Linked DNA regions of Homo sapiens: regions 2, 3 and 4 are each linked to region 1. The links are chromatin contacts, found by Hi-C or POLR2A ChIA-PET in ENCODE. All regions are on one chromosome and are shown on one strand. Each heading gives the region's core, a stretch centred on a gene start or an enhancer-like site at or near the end of the contact. The rest is flanking DNA. Distances are from core to core; before and after follow the strand shown. Region 1 holds the start of WIPF2 (WAS/WASL interacting protein family member 2). Region 2 holds the start of MIEN1 (migration and invasion enhancer 1). Region 3 has its middle 40 kb from the start of CCR7. Region 4 has its middle 18 kb from the start of CCR7.

The links. A loop is a pair of places that touch in the nucleus more often than their neighbours do. ChIA-PET counts read pairs that join two places held with the same protein, here RNA polymerase II (POLR2A). Pooled maps may share reads with other maps.
Region 2: a loop to region 1 is called in a pooled map, with 7 times the contacts of the local background. The contact joins the promoter of MIEN1 here to the promoter of WIPF2 in region 1. A Hi-C loop is called at or near these places in 6 of 50 pooled maps. POLR2A ChIA-PET finds 5 or more read pairs at or near these places in 2 of 52 experiments (activated CD4-positive, alpha-beta T cell and activated naive CD4-positive, alpha-beta T cell).
Region 3: a pooled map shows a loop between it and region 1 (2.0-fold over the local background). The contact joins the enhancer-like site here to the promoter of WIPF2 in region 1. A Hi-C loop is called at or near these places in 1 of 37 single-sample maps with no recorded cell type and 4 of 50 pooled maps. POLR2A ChIA-PET finds 5 or more read pairs at or near these places in 1 of 52 experiments (T-cell).
Region 4: a pooled map shows a loop between it and region 1 (4-fold over the local background). The contact joins the enhancer-like site here to the promoter of WIPF2 in region 1. A Hi-C loop is called at or near these places in 1 of 37 single-sample maps with no recorded cell type and 2 of 50 pooled maps. POLR2A ChIA-PET finds 5 or more read pairs at or near these places in 1 of 52 experiments (T-cell).

What each region holds. Positions count from the first base shown.
Region 1 is chr17:40,217,568-40,221,586 of GRCh38, reverse strand. WIPF2 (WAS/WASL interacting protein family member 2) reads right to left here and starts at 2,283. Exons shown (of 8, transcript NM_133264.5): 1 at 2,095-2,283. RefSeq lists enhancers at 1,664-2,442, 2,343-2,452, 2,893-2,942.
Region 2 is chr17:39,728,526-39,732,544 of GRCh38, reverse strand. MIEN1 (migration and invasion enhancer 1) reads left to right here and starts at 2,013. Exons shown (of 4, transcript NM_032339.5): 1 at 2,013-2,138; 2 at 2,254-2,351; 3 at 2,784-2,860; 4 at 2,940-4,019. The coding sequence starts at 2,050. The coding sequence ends at 3,023. ERBB2 (erb-b2 receptor tyrosine kinase 2) reads right to left here. Exons shown (of 27, transcript NM_004448.4): 27 at 3,887-4,019. RefSeq lists a silencer at 1,772-2,331.
Region 3 is chr17:40,603,407-40,607,425 of GRCh38, reverse strand. No RefSeq gene overlaps it. Among named protein-coding and RNA genes, the nearest start is that of CCR7, 40 kb to the right of the region's middle. Within about 2 kb of position 1,930, at least 4 of the 41 ENCODE cell types and tissues checked have a DNase peak (open chromatin) inside an H3K27ac peak, as active enhancers do.
Region 4 is chr17:40,581,206-40,585,224 of GRCh38, reverse strand. No RefSeq gene overlaps it. Among named protein-coding and RNA genes, the nearest start is that of CCR7, 18 kb to the right of the region's middle. RefSeq lists a silencer at 2,688-2,833 and enhancers at 2,592-2,841, 2,862-3,001. Within about 2 kb of position 2,769, at least 11 of the 41 ENCODE cell types and tissues checked have a DNase peak (open chromatin) inside an H3K27ac peak, as active enhancers do.

The DNA.
Region 1 (4,019 bases), core at 1,034-3,533:
AAAAAAAGAGACAGAGAGAGAGATGGGGTATTGCTACGTTGCCCAGAATGGTCTCGAACTCTTAGACTCAAGCAATCCTCCTGCCTCAGCCTCCCAAGTAGCTGGGATTACAGGCAGGTGCACCATTGTATGTCTTTTAAATATCAATATCTCAATCTCATTTTCAGAGATCACTTCTATGCAACCACTTTAAAGATCCCATGTGTTAAGACAAACTTTTAGAGGCAGGGACAGAGAAAACCTATATTTCAAAGGGGAAAAAAATGAGAGCTTAATAATTTGCCTTGAAGTTATTTACTAAATCCATAGGTAGGCTAAAACTGTCCTTATTCCCTGTGGTTCTCTTCTGATTTGTAAAAGGAGAACAGAATAGCCAAAAACATTCAGTAAGACAGTCAAAAACCAAAACCGTAAGGCAAAAATAACAGCATGAAAAAGGACGGGGACCCTGGGAGAGCCCAAAGCAATAACAGATTATTCAAGTCCTTTAAAAAATATGAATTCTGGACAGGCGCAGGGGCTCACGCCTCTAATCCCAGAACTCTGGGAGGCAGAGGCGGGCGGATCACGAGGTCAGGAGATCCAGACCATCCATCCTGGCTAACACAGTGAAACCCCGTCTCTACTAAAAATTCAAAAAAAAATTAGCCAGGTGTGGTGGTGGGCACCTATAGTCCCAGCTACTCGGGAGGCTGAGGCAGAAGAATGGGCGTGAACCCGGGAGGCGGAGCTTGCAGTGAGCCGAGATCGCACCGCTACACTCCAGCCTAGGCCACTGAGCGAGACTCCATCTCAAAAAAAAAAAAAAAACGAATTCTGGGCCAGGCACAGTGGCTCATCCCTGTAATCCCAGCACTTGCGGAGGCCGAGACAGGAGGATCACTTGAGCCCAGGAATTCCAGACTAGCCTGGACAACAGGGCAAGACTCTGTCTCCAACAACAACAACAAAAAAATATATATATATACATATATATATATATATATATATATATATATATATATATATATATACACACACACACGTTAGGCGGGAGTAGTGGTCACACCTGTGGTCCCAGCTATTGGCGGGGCTTAGGTGGAAGGACCACTTCAGCCCGGGAGGTCGAGGCTTTAAGGAGCCATGATCATGCCACTGCACTCCAGCCCGGGCGACAGAGTGAGACCACGTCTCTTAAAAGAAAAAAAAAGAAAAAAGAATTCCATCACATATCAGTTCCTTGCCTCAATGCTATTTTTAAGAACTTTCCTTCCTGATAAAAAACTCGACCATACACACTGCCATGCTGAACACTTTAACATTTCCATCTTGGCCGGGTGCAGTGGCTCACACCTGTAATCCCAGCACTCTGGGAGTCCAAGGTGGGAAGATCGCTTGAGCCCAGGAGTTCAAGACTAGTCTGAGCAACATAGCCAGACCCCACCTTTAAAACAAAAAAAAAAAAATTCCATCTTCCCTCACTTCACACCACTTCAACATGAACCCTCAACTCCAGACGTTCCAATGCGCATCTTAACATTCTCAATCCAACCTTTAACTAAATTCTGATTCCTTTTCAAAGAACGCTCTCAAGATTCCCTCTAGTGTAAGCAGTTTCCCGAGCCATCTTCCCAAACACTAGCTTTCACCTAACTCAATCCCCAAAATGTCACACTGGACTCCTCACCCACAGCATCCTGCTAATTAGCCGTTCCCAACAGGTCCTCCGTTCCCGTCTCCCTTTTTGCGCACGATTACCTCGTTCCTCACAGAGTTGCCGCCTTAACTCACCCAACCCTTCAGGAGCCCTTATTGCCTGTCTCTCAAAAACGTTCCTCCCCATTTTTCCAGTCCCCGCTCGCCCCATACCAATATTCGACCACTCCTCCCCAGATTCCCCACGCCCTCTCTCCTCCAGGTTCTTCCGATACAGTCCCCCGGCCCCCCGCCCCTCAGGCCCCACCCGCAAGACCCCTCTCCCCCTCCGGCCCCTCCTCTAATGCCCCCCTCTCTTCTCAAGCCCCGCCCCGAGCCCCCCTCCCCGCGACTTTCCCTCCCACTCAGGTCCGCAGGTCATTTCAGCGACTGACCCAGCCGCCCCGGCCTCTTTCCGACCTGGCCGCAGCTGCTCTGGGAGCGAATCCTCTGCCGCCTACACTCCGGCTTCGTCCTGTCCTGCTCGCCCCCCGGCAAGCTCTTTCTCGCCGTCGCCGCCGCCGCCGCCGCCGCCGCCGCCGCCACCGCCCCTTTTGCCAACCCGGAAATGGATCTGCTCCCACCGTCCCCAGCGTCCGCGAACAAAATGGAGGCGGGGGAAAAAGGAGGAGAGAGCAGGGAGCGGAGAGATGCGAGACGCATGCGCCCCTGGGAAGCCCGCCCCCTGCCGGCCCACGTAAAGGCGGAAGCGGTTGAGTGGACGCCATCTTAGGAAGGTCACAGGAATTCCGCTTACCAGCTAAAAGCTGGGTTTGCAACTTTAGCTGCAATTGGAATCACCTGGCAAGATTTAAATACTATGATGCCTGGTTCCCACCCCTGGAAATTATAATTTAATTCTGGGGTGCAGCCTAGGCATCAGGAAATTGTTGCAGGTGATTCTAACGTGTTGCCAAGGTGGAGAACCACTGAGCTAAACAGTCATTGTTGAATATACTCCTTTCGTCTTTAATCCGCCGCACACACACACACCCTCCCCCCTAAATATCCTTCCTTAATCTCGAGTTAACGAAGAACCCGCCTCGGCCAACCTTGCAAAGGCCAAGTAGTCAAGCTCCGGTTGTCATGGCAACAGAGGCAGGCCACTGCTCACAAGTCATCATTTACGTCATCTTACCCACCTGACTCGAACACCGTCTCTTCTTTCTCGGGCTGGGGTTTCCTCCAGCTTCCAGGGCTATAGGATGGTGCTGTGGACCCCTCCAGCTGCTTGGGCCAGAGAGAGAAATCCTGTGCCCTCTTTGATGGAGCTGCTGTTAAACCCTGACAGCTGACTAAGTATCTCTCCCTAGTCCACCCAGAAAAGCGCTTTCCATTATAGCTTCAAAATACTCTTGGTTTAATTCCATTCCCAGCACAGAATCCGAAGTAAGGGGGCAAGATTGGGACTTAGTCCCCATTACTTACAAGCTGTGTGCCATTGGGCCTTAGCTACCCTATCTGTAAAATGGGTCTAATAGTGCCTGTCCCGTCTGTCTCATAGAGTTGTTGCAAAGCTGAAATCAGTTAATGAATGGGAAAACGTGATAGAGCATAAGTTGTTATTATTTTTGTTTTCCTTCTATTCTGCCATGAGTAGTACTAGGCACCACCCACTAGTCAAGTAAATGTCACATTGAGTACCTGCTAAACACCAGGAGATGGCTACAGAGGTGACTAAGACAGAGCCTCTGCCCTCAGGGAACTCACTACGTTGGTGGGCAGACTGGCATAAACAGCTAGCTGAGATACAAGTCAGCGTGTGATTAGTGCTGTGGGACGTCAGACAAGGGAGCAATTAATTCCTGCTAAAGAATGGAAGGAGGTTTCCTAAATGGTTTGGAGCTGGGCCTTGAAGGATGAATGGAATTTTATTATTAATCAGAGAAGGCAGGGAACACAGCAGGCATAGGGATCAAGGACACGAGGTAAAGATTTTCAGCTGTCTACATCCTGCATGGCCATACGTGGGGCGATGGAGCCAGGGAGATGGTGGGTCCAAACACCTTACCAGAGCCTCCCAACTCTTCAACCTCATCCCCTGCCTGTCCCCTCCTCACTCACTCTACATTATGAGGACCTGATTTCTATCACTGCAATGTACCCCATTCAGCAGTTCCCACCTCAGGGACTGTGTACTGGCTATCCTCCGCCTCTTCCTCATTTTTCAAGCCTTACTGCAAATGCTTCGTCCTCAGAGGGCATTCACTGCCCACTGTAGCTAATGTAAAGCCCCATGCTCTATCACACACTCTGTGATAAGGGCAGCCGCTGGGATGAATATAGGGACATCTCACCCAGACTTGGGGAAATAGTGATATAGGCTTCATGAAAAAGGTAAATGG
Region 2 (4,019 bases), core at 764-3,263, 490 kb after region 1:
GTAACTGGATTGTAGTGATGGTTAGGCAACAGTACAAATCACTGCATTTTCTTTCTTTTCTTTTCTTTTCTTTTTTTTTTGGAACACAGTCTCACTCTGTCACCCAGGCTGGAGTGCAGTGGTGAGATCTCAGCTCACTGCAACCTCCACCTCCCAGGTTCAAGCGATTCTCCTGCCTCAGCCTCTGGAGTAGCTGGTGCGCCACCACACCCAGCTAATTTTTGTATTTTTAGTAGAGACAGGGTTTTGTCGAGTTGGCCAGGCTGGTCTTGAACTCCTGGCGTCAAGTGATCCGCCCACCTTGGCCTCCCAAAACGCTGGGATTACAGGTGTGAGCCACTACGACCTGCCTGGTTTAAAAAAAAAAAAAATGAGCCCGGGTGCAGTGGTTCACACCTGTAATCCCAGCACTTTGGGAGGCCAAGATGGGCAGATCACAACTTCAGGAGTTCGAGACCAGCCTGGCCAACATGGTGAAACCCCATCTGTACTAAAAATAGAAAAATTAGCTGGCTTGGTGGTGGGCACCTGTAATCCCAGCTGCTCAGGAGGCTGAGACAGGAGACTCACTTGAGGCCGGAAGGCAGAGGTTGCAGTAAGCCGAGATCGCACCATTGCACTCCAGCCTGGCCAACAGAGCAAGACTCTGTCTCAAAAAAATAATAATAATAGTAATACAAAAGTTAGCTGGGCGTGGTGGCTGGCACCTATGATCTCAGCTACTAGGGAGACTGAGGCAGGAGAATCGCCTGAACCCAGGAGGTGGAGGTTGCAGTGAGCCAAGATCGCGCCACTGCACTCAAGCTTGGGTGACAGAGTGAGACTCCATCTCAAAATAAATAAATAAATAAATAAATAGCCTAAAGGGACACTAGAGTGGGTGGCGTGTTAGGATACCATAGTGGTACTGTAGGCAGGGAAAAGGCAGCGAGGACTTGTGCAGACTCCATTTCCAGAGCTGCAAAATGGGAATAATGACGCCAGCCCCCCAGTGAGAGGCTGGATGAGAAGGGATGCGCAGAAACTGTTGGGGGCACAGAGCCTGAAGAGCATCTACTGTTTTCCAGTGCAGGCAAGAAGCAGCTGCAAAAGACTGGAAAAAGCAGTTTAGAGCTTTGGGATCAGAAACACTTGTGTATGTAACTACAGGGTGGTTCCAAATGCCATCAGCACCGGGCGTGGTGGCTCACGCCTGTAATCCCAGCACTTTGGGAGGCCAAGGCAGGCAGATCATTTGAGGTCAGGAGTTCGAGACCAGTCTGGCGAACATGGTGAAACCCTGTCTCTACTAAAACAAACAAACAAACAAACAAAAAACTGGGCCAGGCGCGGTGGCTCATGTCTGTAATTCCAGCACTTTAGGAGGCCGAGGCTGGTGGATCACCTGAGGTCAAGAGTTCGAGACCAGCCTGACCAACATGATGAAACCCTGTCTCTACTAAGAATACAAAATTAACCGGGTGCGGTGGCACGCGCCTGTAGTCCCAGCTACTCGGGAAGCTGAGGCAGAAGAATCGCTTGAACCCGGGAGGCAGAGGTTGCAGTGAACCGAGATCGCGCCATTGCACTCCAGCCTGGGCAACAAGAGCGAAACTCCGTCTCAAAAAAAAAAAAAAAAAAAATGCCATCGGCATGTTAGCGAGAAAATGTCAACTATTTCATGCATCAGCCACACCCACCCCCATCCCCAGGATGCTTGCCCCACCACTTTCTCTTTCTTTTGTAAACTGAAAAGCGCTTTGCAGTCTAAGATAGTCCATTAGAGTAAATGAAGCCATGAAGTCCAGCGGACACCGGGAGTGGGGAGTGGGGAAGCCCGGCACTCCGGGAGACCGGGCCAGGGAAGGAGGGTCTGGACCGGACCCAGCCCCTGCCCGGGGAGCGAGCTCCGGAGCTGCCCTACGAGGTCAAAACGTAGCAGTGGCGGAGACCCGCAGGGGGCGCCCGAACGCCACCCTCGGCCCCTCCCCGCTCCAGAGGCCCCGCCCCGTCACGTGCCCGCGGTTCGCGTCACACCCGGAAGCAGGGGCCCGAGCGGAGCCGGCCGCGATGAGCGGGGAGCCGGGGCAGACGTCCGTAGCGCCCCCTCCCGAGGAGGTCGAGCCGGGCAGTGGGGTCCGCATCGTGGTGGAGTACTGGTGAGCGGCCCCGGCTGGAGGACCCGCACCCTGGTCCCGCGGGCCGGACGGAGGTGGGTCCACGGGAGGCCCCACCCCCGAATCCCCAGCCCAGCCCCATCTCTTGACTCCCCAGTGAACCCTGCGGCTTCGAGGCGACCTACCTGGAGCTGGCCAGTGCTGTGAAGGAGCAGTATCCGGGCATCGAGATCGAGTCGCGCCTCGGGGGCACAGGTGAGGCTCGCAGAACACCTGCTGGGTCAGTCTGTGCTCTGAATCCCAGCTCTCCCGCTTTCTAGTTCTGACATTGGCTGCTTTATGTAAAGTGCCCGCAGTGCCTGGCACATGGTAAAATGTCCGGCCAACATGAGTTCCCTTCCATAGGTCAGGGGGTGTCACAGAGGCCTGTGGGGAAAAACCTATTAGACTGCAATCGTGTAGGGTTGGAGGGGAGGGAGTCCTTTATTGAGTGTTGCGAGGGGCACACAGGCGAGGCCTCCCTCAGGTTCCCTGGAGTTGACCCAGGGTTGGGGAATTGCTTAAGGAGCTACAAATGGGTCTCCAGTGGGATTGATGGGGGACTTGAAGGCGGGGGACCCCTTTGGAGGAACTCCTGACTTCTGCCTATGTTCTCAGTGTACCATTTATCTGTTGATTTCTTACCAGGTGCCTTTGAGATAGAGATAAATGGACAGCTGGTGTTCTCCAAGCTGGAGAATGGGGGCTTTCCCTATGAGAAAGATGTGAGTATTTACAGCGTTGGGAGGACCTCTTGGTCACCCTACCCCAACAGTGCATCATCCTGTCATTCCACTCCTCTAGCTCATTGAGGCCATCCGAAGAGCCAGTAATGGAGAAACCCTAGAAAAGATCACCAACAGCCGTCCTCCCTGCGTCATCCTGTGACTGCACAGGACTCTGGGTTCCTGCTCTGTTCTGGGGTCCAAACCTTGGTCTCCCTTTGGTCCTGCTGGGAGCTCCCCCTGCCTCTTTCCCCTACTTAGCTCCTTAGCAAAGAGACCCTGGCCTCCACTTTGCCCTTTGGGTACAAAGAAGGAATAGAAGATTCCGTGGCCTTGGGGGCAGGAGAGAGACACTCTCCATGAACACTTCTCCAGCCACCTCATACCCCCTTCCCAGGGTAAGTGCCCACGAAAGCCCAGTCCACTCTTCGCCTCGGTAATACCTGTCTGATGCCACAGATTTTATTTATTCTCCCCTAACCCAGGGCAATGTCAGCTATTGGCAGTAAAGTGGCGCTACAAACACTAATGCTAACTAGTGTGTGTTTTTATACGTCCAGTCTGGGAATGTGGGGGGCACAGAAGTCCGGTCAGCCCAGCCTTTGCACCGCCAGGGTGGCTGTGCTGGCTGGGTGGGCTTTCTGGACAGCTACTCCTTAGGTCAGTGAGCTCCTCTGGCATAGCCAAGGCAAGGAAAATGAGTCCCACAGTAGACCCTGCCTCGTCTTTCCCCCACCCTACCCACCACTCTCCTCACTCACAAGGAGGAAATAACCCCATTCTGGTGAGTGGCCTTAGGAATTAGTTCGTTCTAAATAAGAATGATCTGGTCGTCAAAGGGCTCTCAGATCTGAATCCAGCTTCCCGATCTCCCCCAACCCTGAAGCTGGAGAACTGGATGTCTGGCTCCTCATCCAAGCTTTCTGAAGATTCCCAGCCACTCCCTCCAGGAAAAGAGGAATTGAGTGTAAGGTGAGCAGGAAGGGATGGCACAGAGCCACCCCCAGACATAGGCCGGTGCCTAGCTGTTTTCCAAAATATATTTGCAAATGGACAAAGTGGGTGTGGAGAAGGACCCCCCACACTTGCCTCCCCATACAACACCCATTCTCCCCCTGGGTCTTTATTTCATCTTTAAAAAAACAAAACAAAAAAAGTA
Region 3 (4,019 bases), core at 681-3,180, 390 kb before region 1:
TCTGTGGGCCAGCTTCAATCATTTACATCCAATTTCCATTCTCCCAGGCCCACCTCCCAGTTCCACACCATCAAAACCTCTAACCCTGACAATTAAAATTTTTTAAAGCAGCCTATGTCTTGAAGAAGGGGGTGGAAATAGCACTGATCGCCAGCTTACACCCCAAGCCATCCTTGGCCCCAGGGTAAAAGACCCAGCAAGGCCACAGCACACCCTCCTGGGCTGGATGAAGTTCTCGGAGGAGATGGTGTAAATGGATTAGCCACACGGGCTCCAGGAGAGCACCACCCCTCTGAATTCAGTGCCAGCGCTCTGTGGGCCTCTCCTAGCTTTGGCTCCTCTTCTTGAACACTCTCCTCCTAGAAAAGGTTCCTAAGAGGCCGGGGAAAACCTCTCATTGGCTTATTTCTTGTAAGACTCAAAGAGACAAGAGGGAGTCTTAAAGAATTGGCTCAACAAGATTTTCTCACTTAAGGCGGGAAACAGTGGCTCACGCCTAAAATCTTAGTGTCAGAGGTGTTCAAATCAGAGCAACTCCATTTTGAGTGAGGGCTAGGAAAATAAGGCTGAGACTTGCTGGGCTGCATTCCCAGAAAGTTAGGCATTCCTAGCCTCTAGATGTTTACGATTAAGGGAACAAACTAATAATGTTTACTAAAACAGACCCAGACTTGGGAGTGTCCAGATGTCCTGATATCTGGAGAACAAAGGCATTCCTAGTTTTACTTTAAAGATAATAATATCGACTCTTGCAAAATATAGTAATTAAGAAAATTAATCCTTTATCACAAACCCTTATAGCAGAGTACACCTCCTCATATAGACAAGCATTGTACCTAGGGTGGATGCGTTCCTCCTCTAACTTTTGGGAACATCCTACTCTGTCTATGCAGTAGCTGTCCTTTCGCCACTGTACTTTCTTAATAAACTTGCTTTTGCTTTGCACTGCGGACTCGCCCTGAATTTTTTCTTGCGTGAGATCCAAGAATCCTCTTTTGGGGTCTGGATCAGGACCCCTTTTCTGTAACACTAGCACTTTCAGAGGCCGAGGCAGATGGATTGCTTGGGCCCAGGAGTTTGAGACCAGCCTAGGCAATGTGGTGAAACCCCATCTCTACTACAAACACAAAAATTAGCCAGGTGTGCTGGTGCACACCTGTAGTCCCTGCTACTAGGGAGGCTGAGATGGGAAGATCACTTGAGCCTGGGAAATTGAGGCTGCAGTGACCCATGACTGTGACACTGTACTCCAGCCTGGCCAGCAGAGAGAGACCCTGTCTCAAAAAAGAAAAAAAAAACCTCTCTTAGGTACACAAGTTGAATAAATGGAAATATTTCCCTGACTGGGTCCGGTTGACCAATGCAAAGTTGCTTTACATTCTAGGGCACATTTAGCACCTTGGTACGAATTTGGTTTCTTTTCTTCATATTTTTTTGTAGTGATAGGAGAAAAACTACATGCAGAGGAAAATTCCTTCTATGGACTAAGCCCTTCACTTTCTTAACCTCAGTTTTCAAGGTTAGATGTCCAAGCAAAATTTTAAGAAACTTCTGCTACAATAAGATGATTCCCTTCTCTGAAAGGTAAGAAAGTGGGGGGGTCTCCTCCTTCCATGGGTTCCCCATTCTACAATCCCAGGGCTGCCTAATCATTACAGGGTCTCTCTTAATGCTCTCGAAGTTGGCATTCTACAACTCACCCAGCATCTCCAGGGGCTGGGGCTATATAAGAAAACCTCATCTTCCTGAGCAGCTACAGAACCCAAAAAGATGTGGTGAAAGACAGATTTCCCAGTAGCTGCACCCACAGGGTTCCGGGGCCTACAAGCTGAAACCTATAGCAGGTGAATCTCCTGTGTGAGAGCCAAGCCAAACACACTACCAACACTGCCATTCACCCCACGCACAAAGAAAATGCACCCAAGTCTCTGTCATGCACTCGTCTGACAAGGCGGTGACACATCTCTCTGCCCAGCACTGTATTCTTCACTGGGAGTTCAAAAATGAGAAGACAAAGTTCGTGTCTCTAGGAACTCAAGTTCTAGTGGGGGAACACAGAGGTCTCCGATCCTTCTCACCCTTCACCTCCACCCCAACCCTGTAACCCTGATATCAAAAGGTGAGACAAGCTGGGTTTCGTCAACTTGGAAAAACCATGGGGCTGGGCTGTTGGATACCATTTTAGCTAAGAACCCAGCAGAATCTGAGGAGTTTAGGATCTGCAGTCATCATGGTAGTTTCGGGCAACCTTCTATGAAGCACTATTTGGGGTTATGTGCCTAAGAAGGGACAAGCCTACAAAAGCCTGGACACACAGCCTGCTCCCCGCCAAGGAAATAAAATGATACAAACAGACAAAGATGTAGGCAGCAGAGACCCATGCTGGGACAGGCAGCCAACTGGGGAAAAGTGTGAGTCCAGGCCCCAGGCTCTGTGTACAGGCCTGGAGGTCTGGGCCCAGAAACCAGAGGTGGAAACTGTTACCACCTGTCTTTTTCTGGCTGTCGGGGTATGGAAGGTGAGTGAGGGGTAGACTAAACTCATACAAACCGCATCCTAGCCCAAACGACTTGGTGCTAAAAGGCTGAGTCTGATCGGGTCTGGTTGGGTCTAGTCAGGCATGCAGCTTAAATACCACCCATGCCCTAAGTGGACTAAAAGTCAGCACAGGCACCTGAGTTCAAGCTACAGCGCTGCACCTTGCTTGCTATGCCCCCTTCAAAAAACCTCTGCTTCTCTTTAAGCTTTAGCTTCCTCGTGTGTAAACTGGGGAACGTTCCCAGTGCTTACCTGTAGGGTTGTTTTGAGGATAAAATGAGACAACTAGTACAAAGCACTTGGACAGTGGTACACTGTTATTATCAGCCACGTAGATCCCTTCCAATCCTCTCAGCTAAAAATGACCTCTGCCCCATTTTGAACTCACATCACAGCCTGGCTCTGTCTCTTATTTACTGCCCTTGAAGGGAAGATCCCTATTTGATTCAATCCACAGCATCTCATTAGAATTCAAATGATGAGTGAGGATTTAAACAATTCTTGTGAGAGAGGGTGGGGGGAAAGAAAGAACTTAGAAACAATGATGTTATTGGCAGATTGGCAGAAATAGGCAACTACAGCCAGCTACCAAAACAAGAACAGTAGCAGACTGAGTAGATTGGAGCTTGGATCCAACTTGCAAGTTCAAGGGAAGGGGACATTCAACACAGACTTGCTGCTACTCAAGGTGTGGTCCATGGACATCGCCTGGGAGCTTGTTGGAAATGTGGAATCTCAGACTCTATGCTAGACTTTCTGAATTCCACTCGAATTTTTACAAGACTCCTGTGCACTCTAAATTTTGATAAGCATTAGGCAGACTAATGGTTCTTTTTTTGTTTTGTTTTGTTTTTTGAGACGGGGTCTCACTCTGTCACCCAGGCTGGAGTGCAGTGGCACGGTCTCCGCTCACTGCAACCTCTGCTTCCTGGGTTCAAGTGATTCTCGTGCACAGGCATATGCCACCAAACCCGGCTAATTTTAGTATTTTTAGTAGAGACAGGGTTTCACCATGTTGGCCAGGCTGGTCTCGAACTGACCTCAGATGATCCGCCCGCCTCAGCCTCCCAAAATGCTGGGATTACAGGCGTGAGCCACCACACCTGGCCTGGGATCATCTGAAGAGCTTTTAAAAATGCTGATGCCCAGGGTGTATCCCAGAACAACTGGCATCATGTTGATTTTTGTAGCTCACCAGGTGATTCCAATATTCAGCCAGGGTTGAAAGCCATTCATCTAGACCAACCCTCCAATTTGCAGGTCAAGAAACTAAAGTCCAAAGGGGTAAACTGACCTGCCCAAGGTCACACAGCAAGGGAGTGATAGTGCCTGGGACCTGAGCTCCAGTGCTCCACCCCCAGGGCTCTCTTCACTGGACTTCACTGCAAAATGGGGCAAGGTGGAGCGGAGCACCAGCGTTTCCCTTCTGGCTTGGCTTCTTCACTGTTGGGTCCTCAGCTCAGATCCCAAAGAAGGAGCTT
Region 4 (4,019 bases), core at 1,520-4,019, 360 kb before region 1:
ACATAATGCTGAATGGGGAAAAGTTGAAAGCATTCCCTCTGAGAACAGGAACAAGATAAGGACGCCCACTGTCACCACTCCTCTTCAACATAGTACTGGAAGTCCTAGCCAAAGCAATCAGACAAGAGAAAGAAATAAAGGGCATCCAAATCAGCAAAGAGGAAGTCAAACTGTCCCTGTTTGCTGATGATATGATAGTTTACCTTGAAAACCCTAAGGACTCCTCCAGAACTGATAAAAGAATTCAGCAAAGTTTCCAATTATAAGATTAATATACACAAATTAGTAGCTCTTCTATACACCAACAATGACCAAGCAGAGATCAAATCAAGAACTCAAGAATAGCTCCAAGAAAAATAAATAGCTTTACAATAGCTCCAAGAAAAATAAAATACTTAGGAATAACCTAACAAAGGAGTCAAAAGACCTCTACGAGGAAAACTACAAAACACTACTGAAAGAAATCAGACAACACAAACAAATGGAAACACATGCCATGCTCATGGATAGGTAGACTCAATATTGTGAAAATGACCACACTGCCAAAAGCAATCTACAAATTCAATGTAATCCCCATCAAAATACTGCCACCATTCTTCACAGAGTTAGAAAAAACAATTCTAAAATTCATATGGAACCAAAAAAGAGCCCACATAGCCAAAGCAAGGCTAAGCAAAAAGAACAAATCTGGAGGCATCACACTACCTGATTTCAAACTATATTATAAGGCCATAGTCACCAAAACAGCATGGTACTGGTATAAAAATAGGCACATAGACCAATGGAACAGAATAGAGAACCCAGAAATAAACCCAAATACTTACAGCCAACTGGTCTTCAACAAAGCAAACAAAAACATAAAGTGGGGAAAGGACACCCTTTTCAACAAATGGTGCTGGGATAATTGGCTAGCCACATGTAGGAGAATGAAATTGGATCCTCATCTCTCACCTTATACAAAAATCAACTCAAGATGGATTAAGGACTTAAACCTAAGACCTGAAACTGTAAAAGTCCTAGAAGATAACATTGGAAAAACTATTTTAGACATTGGCTTAGGCAAGGATTTCATGACCAAAACCCCAAAAGCAATTGCAATAAAAACAAAGATAAATAGCTGGGACCTAATTAAACTAAAGAGCTTTTGCATGGCAAAAGGAACAGTCAGCAGAGTAAACAGGTAACCCACAGAGTGGGAGAAAATCTTCACAATCTATACATCTGACAAAGGACTAATATCCAGAATCTACAACAAACTCAAATCAGTAAGAAAAAAACAAACAATCCCATCAAAAAGTGGGCTAAGGACATGAATAGACAATTCTCAAAAGAAGATATACAAATGGCCAACAAACATGAAAAAATGCTCAACATCACTAATGATCAGGGAAATTCAAATCAAAACCACAATGCGATACCACCTTACTCCTGCAAGAATGGCCATAATCAAAGAATCAAAAAACAGTAGATGTTGACAGAGATGCAGTGATCAGGGAACACTTCTATACTGCTGGTAGGAATGTAAACTAGTACGCCACTAAGGAAAACAGTGTGGAGATTCCTTAAAGAACTAAAAGTAGAACTACCATTTGATCCAGCAATCCCACTACTGGGTATACCCAGAGGAAAAGAAGTCATTATTCGAAAAAGATACTTGCACACACATGTTTATAGCAGCACAATTCACAGTTGCAAAATCATGGAACCAATCCAAATGCCCATCAATCAACGAGTGGATAAAGAAACTGTAGTATATATATGTATAATGGAATAGTATTCCATCTGATTAGTCTCAGCCATAAAGAGATGAATTAACAGCATTTGCAATGACCTGGATGAGATTGGAGACTATTATTCTAGGTGAAGTAACTCAGGAATGGAAAACCAAACATTGTATGTTCTCACTGACATGTGGGAGCTAAGCTATGAGGACGCAAAGGCATAAGAATGATACAATGGACTTCGGGGACTTGGGGAGAAGAGCAGGAAGGGGCAAGGGATAAAAGACAACAAATATGGTGCAGTGTATACTGCTCGGGTGATGGGTGCACCAGGATCTCACAAATCACCACTAAATAACTTACTCATGTAACCAAATATCACCTGTACCCCAATAACGTATGGAAAATTTTTTAAAAAGAATAAAAAATAAATTTTAAAAATGTACAATTTCGGTTGTGAATGTGCAGGGTTGGCCCAGCAATGGGCAGGCTGGAGGTGGGGAGTGGGCATCTTGGATGTCTAATTTATCACTCGCCATGAGACCAGCCTCAACATTTCCCACCCCTGCTTTCACCACAGAGGTTATTTCAGTCCAAGTTTCCTGTCGCCCTTGCCACCTTGCCAAGATAAAGGTCACCACCGGGTCTCACTGGGGAACAAAAGGAGGGATTCTGGGCAGCCCTCAGTCATGCACAAAAGCTCTGGGCTTAGAGCTCTTGGGGACAGTAGGACAGCAGGGCCAGCCCCACCCTCTCTGGTTGGCTGAAACTAGAATGGCGTGAGGTTTGGCTGAGCAATTCTGGAAGAATAACTGCTCCCTTCCTTTCCCTTTCACCTTTCCTCAGACCCCCGTCCTCACTCACCCCCACTTCTCCCCTCAGAGAGCTTTTGGCAACACGAAAAACACAGACACATAGACCCCTCCCTCTTAATGCCCAACAATGAACCCATGCAGCAAAACAGGAAGCATCTTCCTGTCAAGGCAAACCCATTGTTCTCTCTGTGCACACGTCCTGACAAGTCAGGAAACCGCCGCCGGGCCATGGCAACAGGTGTCAGGGTGACCTGAGGCTTCCCGCTAGCCTGTGCCAAGCCCTCCTTCCCTTTTCATGTAAGTGCCACACGCTAACCAATTGCACCACTGAGAGCTCCTCTCCTTCCCTTTTCTTCATCCTGGTGAGCCATCCTCTTCCTCCCTGCAGCCTCACAACTTATTTTCCTCACACCTGTTGGCCCTTTCCCTCTTGGTTGTCCAAGGTCCGAGTAAGACCTTAAAAGGCCCTGAACCCTATAAAGATTGCAGTCTCTCTCCAAATATAATTCCTAATACTCACCAGACAACACAAAATGTACATGTGTGCTGAAATTAAAAGAGCATCTTTTTAGATTTTCTGATTACTGAACTCTTCTCAACTTTGGGATGTCTTCATCTGGCTGGGGCCCTGTGTCCATACCAAATCTGCCTGTTGGGTTACCCCACACTGGTGGAGGCTCATTTTCGTTGGCTTCACATGGGAACAGATTATTCCCAAGTGAGATAAAACAGGGGCAAGAGGTGGGGGCAGGAGTGAGAGGTGTGATCTTGGACTTTGCCCACTAAATGACAAGTCCAGAGGGACAGGAAGCCATTGGACACTCTGGGTAGAGCCAGGACACTGCTACTATGACCATGGACTCCATATGCAAGAAAGGCAGGACTGAGTTTCTGAGCTTCTGCAGACCTGGCTCCCTCCAGGGGACTCTGGGTCTGGCTCCTCTGTCGATTCTCTCCAGATCAGAGGCCTCCTCTAGGGGTCTCAAGACTTGTCCTGTTCTTTTTCATAATAACAGGGGCTGGAGTTTCTGGTAAGCTAAGCTTTTCTTTATCCTCTGGGTAACCAAGTCATCAGTGAGGTGGTTGGACTGAATGACTATAAAGGTTACTTGTAGGTCCTTCTCCCTGCTCATTCTCAGAAACCTTCGTAAAACAGGATGGGATGTAAAGACCTGTCTGAGGGTGTCTTTCCCAGGAAGAGAGGGGGCAGCCGTGGTCTGAGCTCTTCCGACCATGCCCAACATCAGTAAAGGCAGCCTGGCATAGTGGGAAAAGCCCCTTAGCTTAGAGTCAAATATCAAGTCACTTTCCTTTCAAGTCTCAGCTTCCTCAATCATAGAATGGAAACCTGCCACACAGGGCAGCCCGAGGGCTAAATGAGATGAGGTATAAGGATGTGCTTGGAGATGTGGATGCCCATGCTATTTTCCATTGCTTGTCAAGCTCCTCAAGGCCCAGGACTAGGTTGATGGGCCTTCAAGCC